2 separate regions of the Homo sapiens genome follow, and region 2 is linked to region 1. A link is an interaction called in ENCODE POLR2A ChIA-PET data of the cell type or tissue named here. Cell type or tissue: HepG2. All regions are shown on one strand. Each heading gives the region's core, and the rest is flanking DNA. Links, peaks and the distances in the headings are about the cores only. Region 1 overlaps SVIL-AS1 (SVIL antisense RNA 1). Region 2 has its middle 44 kb from the start of SVIL.

The links. ChIA-PET counts read pairs that join two places held together with the same protein. Peaks named below come from ENCODE experiments on the same cell type or tissue, not always from the same donor. Only the 100,000 strongest peaks of a DNase experiment are listed, where the experiment ranks them.
Region 2: POLR2A ChIA-PET joins it to region 1 with 5 read pairs; 2 of 35 experiments call an interaction of 5 or more read pairs at or near these places.

What each region holds. Positions count from the first base shown.
Region 1 is chr10:29,409,798-29,415,181 of GRCh38, reverse strand. The region is part of intron 1 of SVIL-AS1 (SVIL antisense RNA 1); the gene reads right to left. Among named protein-coding and RNA genes, the nearest start is that of SVIL-AS1, 3.0 kb to the right of the region's middle. RefSeq lists an enhancer at 2,230-2,279 and a silencer at 5,127-5,266. In HepG2, for the core only: no CTCF peak of the experiment used is centred there; DNase peaks (open chromatin) are centred at 461 and 2,481; H3K4me3 peaks cover 2,821 bases.
Region 2 is chr10:29,675,861-29,681,244 of GRCh38, reverse strand. It overlaps a transcript of SVIL not described here. Among named protein-coding and RNA genes, the nearest start is that of SVIL, 44 kb to the right of the region's middle. In HepG2, for the core only: no CTCF peak of the experiment used is centred there; no DNase peak of the experiment used is centred there.

The DNA.
Region 1 (5,384 bases), core at 122-5,121:
AATTACTAGAAAGGCAATTTAAAAACTGCCAAGAGCAAAGTAGTTTACTATTAAATATATTCCCCATGCTCTCCTACCCAATCCCCCAAGTACAAAAGGTGGGGGTTTTTGTTGTTGTTTTTAACTGTTCCGGTATGTCCTGAGACACTGATATTAGCAACATGTCATGCTTTAATTGACATGGATGAAAAGAGAAAAAATAAAGTTTCTTGGAATGCAACAAAGTAAAGTAACTTAAAAAAATCTGATGTGTAATCCACTTTAAATTCAAGCACAAACAGAAAGATATCAAAGCCTAGCATTCTATAACAGGCAGTATGGCTACCACCTAAGTGGGAAGAAAAGATACAGTAAAAAGAGAGGTAAAAAAAAAAAAGATCACAGGACAGAGTAGGTATACTCAGGCAAACACCAGGTAGGGTTTACAAAACCAAGTAGGCAACTGGAAGCTATTGAAGGCTTTTAAACAAAGTTATGACAAGAACTGCTCTTTGTTTTGAAAAGTTAATGCCAACAAAAAATGGAAGAAAAATCAACAGAAGAAAACTGCCACGGTTATGGCAGGAGAGAACAAAGGACTAAACCTAGGAAATGGTAGGAAACTAGAAAGGAAGGATAAAAGCAAAAGACACCAGATTAGAAGGATACTCTAAGGTTTTTCATCTTCCAGAATTATTTTACTAACTATGAAGCAGAAGTGTCAGTTATTAGAAGCTCTTCAAAAATAAAAGCTAATGTTAAAGCCCTAAATTTTAAAATCACTCAACTTCACTTGTTAACTTCTAAAGTATAAGTCTGTCCTGTTGACCTGCTTGTATTAATAAAATCAAAGAAACAGTCATCAGATGTCTAAATTATAGAAAAATCTGATGAATATTCCTAATATTCTAATTTCTAATTAGATTCTAATATTCATAAGGTTGTGATTACTGCTGCTAGAGATATGTTTTGTCCACAGAGTATTCTGCAAAACATAATGACCTCCTGGTAGTTTCCAAACCCAGTGTCATTAATTATATTTGAAGGATTAACTCTGCCTTACTTGGTTTTGTTTTCTTGTGTTTACCATAAAACGAGCACCACAGAATCAAAGTAAAACAGGAGAGTCAAATTCAAGATTTCTCTATTTCACATCTTAACTATATTTACTTACTTCAAACATAAGTTAGGTGACAGCACTAATAAGACTCTAAAATAAAACTTACAAAAATTTTCTTCTCTCCCAACAGTTACCCATAATCTAAGAATAGAAAAGATACATATCTACACGTGGTCACCACAGAAAATATTATTACAAAAACATAAGTTAATATAACCTTGTAGAGTAGTTGTAATAATAATAATAATAATAATACAAGTAATAATAATGATATTGGGTATTATTTATTGAACATATGGCAATGTGCAGACAAAAAGCCAGAGGTTTTTCTCTCATGATTGCTAATCCTTACAACAGCCATTGTCATTAATGGTACTTTGTCAGGAGAGGCAGGGAATTGGTGGCATGGTGTGAAGCAACAAATTTTAATACAGGCTCTGGGTACACATCAGATCTTAGCCAGGGGTACCCTGGTAGCCCAAAATGTATTCTAAATTCCATGTGTGCATTTTTCTAGGCAGAGAGTCCATTTCTCTATTTATTAGACTTTGAAAGGGGCAGAGAGTCCATTTCTCTATTACATTTTGAAAGGAATGGGCAATCTCAAAATGATTAAGAAGGACCCTTTTTTTTTTTTTTTTTTAAAGAGACAGGGTCTCACTTTGTCACCCAGGCTGGAATGCAGTGGCACAATCACAGCTCACTAATCCTCCCACCTTAGCCCCCCAAGTAACTGGCACGACAGGTGTGCATCACCATGGCCGGCTAATTTTTTTATTTTTCAGTTTTTTAGAGGCATGGTCTTGCTATGTTGCCCAAGCTGGTCTCGATCTCCTGGCCTCAAGTGATCCTCCTGCCTCAGCCTCCTGAGTAGCTAGGATTACAGGATGAGCCACCGCACCTGGTAGAAGCACCATTCTTACAATATTGTATATTTACACCTTCATATTTCAAAGTTAAAGGAGCAAAATGCTTTCCATGCAGAGGTAGAGATGGAAGGAGTAACTACCACCATGGCACTTAGATGAGACCAAATTTACAACAAACAGAGTGTGATTATAACTAATCTGCATTTCTTTATCTACAAATGAAATTCACCAAAACGAATGGCAAGGCTAGGGTATGCATAGGAGGGACAGCAATTTACAAAATAGGTCTCTTTAATCCCTTCCAGTTCTTGATACACTCTGCTACCTCTACCTCACCGGGCCTAGCTACAGAATCGCAGTCTTATACATTTAACACTAGATAGGGTTTGAGAGGTTTCTATTCCAACCCCCTCACTTTTGAAATGAAGGCCTAGAGCATTCAAGGATCACACACAAGGCCACACAAGTGGCAGCCCCAGTTTCATAATCCTGATCTGCTGATTACTATCATATACCCTTTAGACTCCAACGCCATGAAATACACTAGAAAGTAATCCACTAATTCAGCTTAAAGATATCCTTTGTTGTGCAATAATTCCCCAACATGAGTGCTATTTCACTTCCACTAGCTCCAGCTCTATAAAGAAACAGAACAAACTTGGTAAAAACAACCCTTTAAGGTCACACCCATGACAAATGTTTCTGTACTAACTCACTTTAAAAAGTATAGGCTTCTATTTTAGTGGAGTCATTTATTCCCACCTTATCCAGAAAGATAAGTGTTTAAGGTTCTTTTCCATAGCATATCACATAGGCCAATAATGTATATCTAGCCAGACAAATAAGACAACTTTCTCACTAAATGCAGTCCTTTCACGAAAGAGGTAATACAGTGCCAAAATTTTGCAGTGAGCAGTTGATAATCCACCACTACACATTGAGGAAAAAGTTTAAAAAAGATTAGGCCTAAATACATTTGTTTCTGGGGAGTGAAGTAGAGAGACTGATAAATCCCACTTAACAGACCTTATTCTAAAAAGGGACTCTCAGCTGGGTGCCATGGCTCATGCCTGTAATCCCAGCACCCTGAGAGGCCAAGGCTGGAGGATGGCGTGAGCCCATGAGTTCCAGACTAGCTTGGGCAACATAGGGAAATCCCATCTACAAAAAAAATTTTAAAAGTAGAGCAGGGTATGGTGGCTTATGCCTATGATACCAGCATTTTGCGAAGATCCATTGAGGGCAGGAAGATCCACTGAGCTCAAGAGTTCAAGAACAGCCTAGGCAACACAGCAACACCTTGTCTCTATAAAAAACCCTAGCCAGGCATGGTGATTCGTCCCTGTAGTCCCAGCTACTCAGGAGGCTGAGGTGGGAGGATCGATTGAGCCAGGCAAGTCAAGGCTGCAGTGAACCGTGATCACACCACTGCACTCCAGCAGGTGACAGAACAAGACCCTGTCTCAAAAAAAAAAAAGCAGTGGTGCGGGGACGGGGGACGGGGAACGAATCTCATTTATATACTCCAGTTAACGTTCCAGAAAATTTTAACCACCCTAACTTGTCACCCATGCAATAAATTTACATAAAGTGCTAACCAATTTCAACCCAATTTCATGTATTGGGTTGAACTACAAGAAATGACAACCAACCATTCGTGACTTCAAAAATGCCAATTTCATATGCCTGAACTTACATGAGAACCAACATGTCAAGGAAAAAAAAGAGAAATGAAAAAGAAAGATCACAAGATTATAAAATTCCTATTAAGGCAATTTTTATTATATTAACTTTTTAACCCTCAAATATGTACATGCAATAACAGATGATCAGGTAAATAATTTTATTCATCCCTTTTATACACACACACAAATCATACTGGTTTGCTTACCCATAGTGTTTCATTATTCTATTCCTTGGTATGTGCAAACCCCTCTGACTACAGTAGACATAGAGTACATTAAGTGAGGAATACTGGAAAAATGTATTGTCAAACTTTAAAAATACAAAAAAAATTCAGAATATATTACATAGTAAGCTTTAAAATCCTGAAGTAGCTAAAAAAGTAGGACTTTGTAATCTTATTTATTTATTTATTATACTTTAAGTTCTGGGATACATGTGCAGAATGTGCAGGTTTGTAATTTTAAAAGTTACCTGAGGAAAGCTTTCATTCTACTTTGTATAAGGATACTTCCATTTATAAAATTTTACATGAATAACAAGTTATTTGAAAGATATGTATCAGCCAACCGCGGTGGCTCACGCCTGTAATCCCAGCACTTTGGGAGGCCGAGGCGGGTGGATCACTTGAGGTCAGGAGTTTGAGACCAGCCTGGCCAACATGGTGAAACCCCGTCTCTACTAAAGTACAAAAATTAGCCGGGTGTGGTGACACACACCTGAAATCCCTGCTACTCAGGAGGCTGAGGCAGGAGAATCGCTTGAACCCGGGAGGCGGAGATTGCACTGAGCTGAGATCTCGCCACTGCACTCCAGCCTCGGCAACAGAGCGAGACTCCGTCACAAAAAAAAAAAAAAAAAAAAAAAAAAAATATGTGTATCAGAAGGTATAGCTAAAATATGAAACTGATTACAGCCCCTGGAGTGTAAATGTGGTTTAAGGATTAGGACGGCCTTGAACATAACCTACTCATAATCAGATGGCAAGAATGACTTCACCTGAACTCTGTTCCAAGACCTCGATGAAATCACAACCCTCTAGCAACATCCACCTAGATCCATGTCTTACCTTATACTCAACTCCATTGTCAATATTATTTTCCCCAAGAAGAAAAATAAAAAATGAAAAGACACAACACTAATCTTTTGTCTCCACAGGATGTGGCAAAATGAGAAATAACAATTACACGTTATTTTCAAAGGTGGTCCGACTGCTTCAGCCGTGGACCACTTACACTAAAGAGAAAATTTCCAGCACTTCACAAGATCCAGCTGTTCTTTCACAGACGACTAATAAAAAAGTAAAAGAAGCGACATTAAGCTGCGCCCAAACAGGCCAGGAATGGGTCCTAAGGCATCACGAAACTTCCCGAGGACATTATGTATTTAGAGAAGGCCCCACAGAAACCCTCAAGCGGGAAAGTTACGTCTTCTGGGTCTCGGGGTGGCAGGCAGCCTGAACCCCGAGGGGCTCGAGGCGAGGCGCCCCCGGCCGGATTCGGGCCCAAACCAGCCCGCCACGCCCTGAGCTCCGCGCAGCAAACCGGCCGGCCGAGCGGCGGCCCTCGGAATGGTGTTTTCTCGGCGCCACAGGAGGGAGAGCGACCCAGAGAACTTGGGCGTGGCAGAGGCCGGGAACAGGCAGGCGCGGGTGGGGAGAGGAAAGCAAACGTCGCGGGAGAGCGCGGCCCAGAGGCCGAGGAGGGCGCGGGCGGAGCCGGCCCGAGCCCGGC
Region 2 (5,384 bases), core at 201-5,200, 270 kb before region 1:
ACTTTTCTGCCCATCCTCTTTGGCTCATCCTCTTCTCTTCCCACACAATTCCCTTCTCCCAGTGCCATCCTCCTTCCCAGTTGTACCAGTCACAGCCCCATTCCCTACCATGCCAATTACAAATGCAACCCCTTTATGACAGCTTCCTGCCCCACCTCCACAGGGAACTCACCTCTCTTCCGCCCTGCAGTGCTCTGAGCTTCTCCCATGGACTTTCCGTCTCCTGCCCCTGAGCCAGTTGTTTGTGAGGCAAGCCCAGCAGGTAGTGTCCATGCCTGCTGGTTGCCTTCTCCTTCCCTCCCACTTTCTTTGCTATTTTTTTTTTTGAGATGGAGTCTCACTCTGTCGCCCAGGCTGGAGTGCAGTGGTATGATCTCAGCTCACTGCAGTCTCTGCTTCCTGGGTTCAAGATATTCTCCTGCCTCAGCCTCCTGAGTAGCTGGGATTATAGGCACACACCACTACGCCCAGCTAATTTTTGTATTTTTAGTAGAGACAGGGTTTTACTATGTTGGCCAGGCTGATCTTGAACTCCTGACCTCAAGTGATCCACCCGCCTCGGCCTCCCAAAGTGCTGGGATTACAGGCGTGAGCCACTGTGCCCAGCCTCTCTTGCTATTTTTGATTTGCCCTAAACTCCATCACCCTTCTTAAATGCATGGTACACTTTTTACAGCATAAATATTTGGTGATAGCCCTGAGGCTAAAGTGCAAGATCACAGCACGCATCGGGGCCCATTTGGTGCAGGCTCCCATCCCACGGCCCCCTGCCCATGCGCCATGCTGTAGCATGTGTAATTCCTATCAACTTTCTGAAAATAGCAGGCTCCAGGCCTCGTGTTGCATACTACCTGGAACACCTTCCCTCTTCCTTCTCAACTGGCTGCATCTGACTGATCACTAAAGATGCCATTCAGGTGCCTCCTCCAAGAAGCTAGCTGGGTCATATGCACCTCCACTGGTGGGACGGGGAGAGTGGACAGAACGCCTATGAGAACATGTGCCAGTCTGTATGTTTCTGGTGCTGATCTCCTTGACTAAACAGACTTTTATTATTACTGAGATAGGATCTTATTCTGTCACCCAGGCTGGAATGCAGTAGCACAGTCACGGCTCACTGCAGCCTCAACCCCTTGGACTTAAGAGATCCTCCCACCTAAGCCCCCCAAGTGGCTGGGATGACAGGCACATGCAACTATGCCGGGTAATTTTTAATTTTTTATTTTTAGGAGAGATAGGATCTCGCTATATTGCCGAGGGTCTCGAACTCCTGGGCTCAAGCAATCCTCCTGCCTCAGCCTCCCAAAGTGCTGGGATTACAGGTGTGAGCCACTGAGCCTGACCTGGACTTTTTTTTTTTTCTAATTTTAGATTCAGGGGGTACATGTACAGGTTTGTGACATGGATATTCTGTGCAATGGTGTAGCTCGGGCTTCTGTAAACGAACTTCTGTAAAGGTGGAACTGGATCCCTGACCTCTAGCAGTGCCACCCAACAGAAAGGTATTTAGAAAGTGGCTGGCTTGGCGGGGCATGGTGGTGTGTGCCTGCGGTCCCAGCTGCTCAGGAGGCTGAGGTAGGAGAATCTCTAGAGCTTGGGCAGACGAGGCTGCAGTGAGCCGTGATCAGCGCCACTGCACTCCAGCCAGGGCAACAGAGTGGGACCCCCATCTCAAAAAAAAAAAAGGAAAAGAAAAAAGAAAAAAAAGTGGCTGGCTTTCTAATCATTCATCTTCAGACTTTCCAATCTGTACTCAATGCTTTTGGTTTTAGGTTTTTGTTTTTCTAATAACATATTTGATGAAGAAGTCCCATCTGATGCAGAGGAGACTTGCATGTGGAAAGGAGTTGTCACTATTTCTTAAATTGTGGCTTCACTGGCTTCATTACCTGCACCTTCTCTTCTCACAAATATATGTCATTTTTATTTACCATGACATTTGAGAATTTAGTAAAAGTTAGTGGAGCAAGTTAGTCCCCTTAGTTGCCTACAAGCAGCTCTAAACCCAGGTGTTTTTTTGTTTTGTTTGTTTGTTTGTTTGTGACGGAGTCTCTCTCTGTTGCCCAGGCTGGATTGCAGTGGCACAATCTCTGCTCACTGCAGCCTCTGCCTTTCAGGTTCAAGTGATTCTCCTGCCTCAGCCACCCAAGTAGCTGGGATTACAGGCGTGCGCCACCATGCCAGGCTAATTTTGCATTTTTAGTAGAGATGGGGTTTCACCATATTGGCCAGGCTGGTCTCGAACTCCTGACCTCTGTTGATCCACCTACCTCAGCTTCCCAAAGTACTGGGATTACAGGCATGAGCCACTGTGCCTGGCCACCCAGGTGTTTTTAATTTTATACACAGGCTGCTACAAGCAAACCAATGCTGGGAGATGGTCATGCAGCTCAGGTCAACTCAGGGTACCCTCAACCTAAAATGTGAGAGGAGAGCTGCAGAAGCAATGGACGAGAAGGGAGCAGGGGTTTTAATATCCCCCACACATCTTCCAGCTTCTACTCTGCTCACTAATTTCATTTTGGACAAAAGCTTGTTGATTCTTCTTACTCAGGCTAGTTACCTGCATTATACTGAACAGAATTCCTCCAGGGAACAGCCTCTTGGCTAAATCAACATACACCTGCCATTCACAGATGCAGGGTTTCTAGCAAGATTCTAGAGCAGGGTCCCCAACCCCTGGGCCATGGATCAGTACTGGTTTGTGGCCTGTTTGGAACCTGCACAGCAGGAGGTGAGCGGCAGGTGAACGAGTGAAACTTCATCTGTATTTGCAGTTGCTCCCCATTGCTTGCATTTCCCCCTGAGTTCCGCCTCCTGTCGGATCAGCAGTAGCATTAGATTCCATAGGAGCATGAACCCTATTGTGAACTGCGCATTTGAGGGAGCTAGGTTGCATGCTCCTTATGAGAATCTAATGCCTGATGATCTGTCACTATCTCTCATCACCCTTAGATGGGACTATCTAGTTGCAGGAAAACAAGCTCAGGGCTTCCACTGATTCTACATTATGGTGAGTTGTATAATTATTTCTTATATATTACAATGTAATAATAATAAATTGCACAATAAATGTAATGCACTTGAATCATCCTGAAACCATCCCCCTCAACCCCTGGTTCATGGAAAAATTGTCTTCCACAAAACTGGTCCCCAGTGCCAAAAAGGCTGGGGATTGCTGTTCTAGAGCCTTTGTCTTTCAGATAAGGTAGACCCTGGCTTCACTTCTAAAAGGAAGATAAATGACTTTCTAGTGATATTTGCCCATTTTAGACAAATGTTTCTGCACCTTAGACTGAGGGCAGGTAGGCAGGATCATTGCTGGGGTGGCTTCCTGCTTGAACATTGTAGTTTCTTTGAGTTGAAGGTAGAACATTAAGATGTGATCACTGAAGGAGGAGCATCAAGCACAAATGAGCTCCTGATGTAGTTTACACAGCACTTGGGTGGAAAGGGCCATCCCTTTCCCTCTTTCCTTATGGAATTGGGAATCCGACAGTAAGTGGCCAATGAAAATGTATCCTCGCTGGTCACAGTGGCTCGTGCCTGTAATCCTAGCACTTTGGGAGGCTGAGGATGGAGGATCGCTTGAACCCAGGGGTTGAGAGAAGCCTAGGCAATATAGTGAGACCTGTTTCTATAAAAAAATAAAAATTAGCTGAGCATAGTGCTGCACAGCTATAGTCCCAGCTACTTAGGAGGCTGAGGCAGGAGGATTACGTGGGCTCCATTGCATGGAGTCCAGGAGTTTGAAGCTGCAGAGAGCTATGATTGTGCCACTGCACTCCAGCCTGGGCAAGAGTGAGACCCTGTCATTCTGACCCAGGTGTTATTCCGAGCAGCACTGACAGCATTCAGGGCTAGGTCATGCTTGGTTCTCTTGGCAGAATTTTTTCTTTGGTTTGGGGATATCGCCTGTACATGACAAGACAAAGGGGCAGGAGGAATGGAAGCCTTCCAGCATCGTTCACATTGCATGCTTGGAAACACTACTTGGGGGTGGAAAGTGAATGCATCTTTGTGGCATCTGAGTTCCCAGCAAAGGGTGTCTGCTGAGCTGAAGGCAAAAAGGGAAGGGGGAGAATTTTATAGAATAGGACATCTGGGGCACTCACATGGAGGGAGATTTAATACTATTTAGTCCCTGGCATTATTTCTCTTTCCTTAAGTTTACACTTTTTAAATTTGAAATTGAGAAATGATCACATTTAAATAGCAATGATTAAACATGTAGTTGATCCAGTTACTTTGTCATCCTTTATTTAGAAATGTCCGTAAGTAAGTGATCTCTAGTCTAGGAGGCAGATGGGTTCTGATGACCTGGGAAGAACTCTGTTGTTACCAAGGCTAAATCTCCACAGGTGTTTCCAAGACCCAAGGGTCACAGCTGTGTGCCAGTAGGAAAAGAGGGGTGGAAAATCGACTCCAAACGGCCAAATGGGCGTTACATCCTAGGCAAATGCCAACCTAAATGTAGCCCTTTGTGTGGTCAAGGCTGTTGTCAAAAGCAGAAAAAGCTAGCTCTAATTTCTCCAAACCAATGTCCAGCTCAGTGTTCCAACTGCCAGCTGCTCCGGCCCCTTAAGGTGATAACTCAGGGCCCAGAGTGACCTCTCTTGCTCCATTGGAGCCAGCCAAACCCTTGTGGATTTTTTTGTACTTACCTTTGACAAGAGGAAATCTCTGCAAACCTCTGTGTGCAGTTCCAGAAACATGTTTTACTTTATCATCATGCTCAAAGACTGCTTTGTAAGCTCTCTGCATTGGGGGTAAGCTGGTTAGCATTTACCTAGTATTTGTGTTTATTAAGTTAGTCTTTGCTCTCAAAGAGTTTATATTGTGCGTGTGCGCACACACACACACACACTCTTTTTTTTCCACTTAAAAACAGAAGAATGAATGAGTGTGTATGTGTTTAGGTGACACTGAGAGGTAATGTTACCAAAACACCAGTGGTTCGGTCTTGATCCTGCTGCTGTTCACCACACAGAAAGCCAATCACTGAGATAATCAGTACTGCCAGGGAAGAAGGCTTTATTCAGGTGCTGCAGGTGAGGAGATGGGAGATCAGTCTCAAATCCATCTCTCTGACTGACTAAAATTAGGGGTTTATATAGCAGGGAAGAAATGTAACCATGCATGGGAAACAGGAATTAGAGAGAGGTAAGGATGAGGAATTGGTCAACAGGAAGCAGGGGGTCAGTAGTTATCATGATGGGTGAGGGGTCTGGTGTTTTATTGCCCAGATGCAGTAATCTGGTAAGTTTCAGCTCTGTGATACTATCTCAGAGGACTGATGGTTGGTTTCCTGAGAAAGGAGCTCAGATAAGACAAATGTAACTTTCTTATGTTTCAAGACTGGGAAGGGTCAATTTCTATGTTTA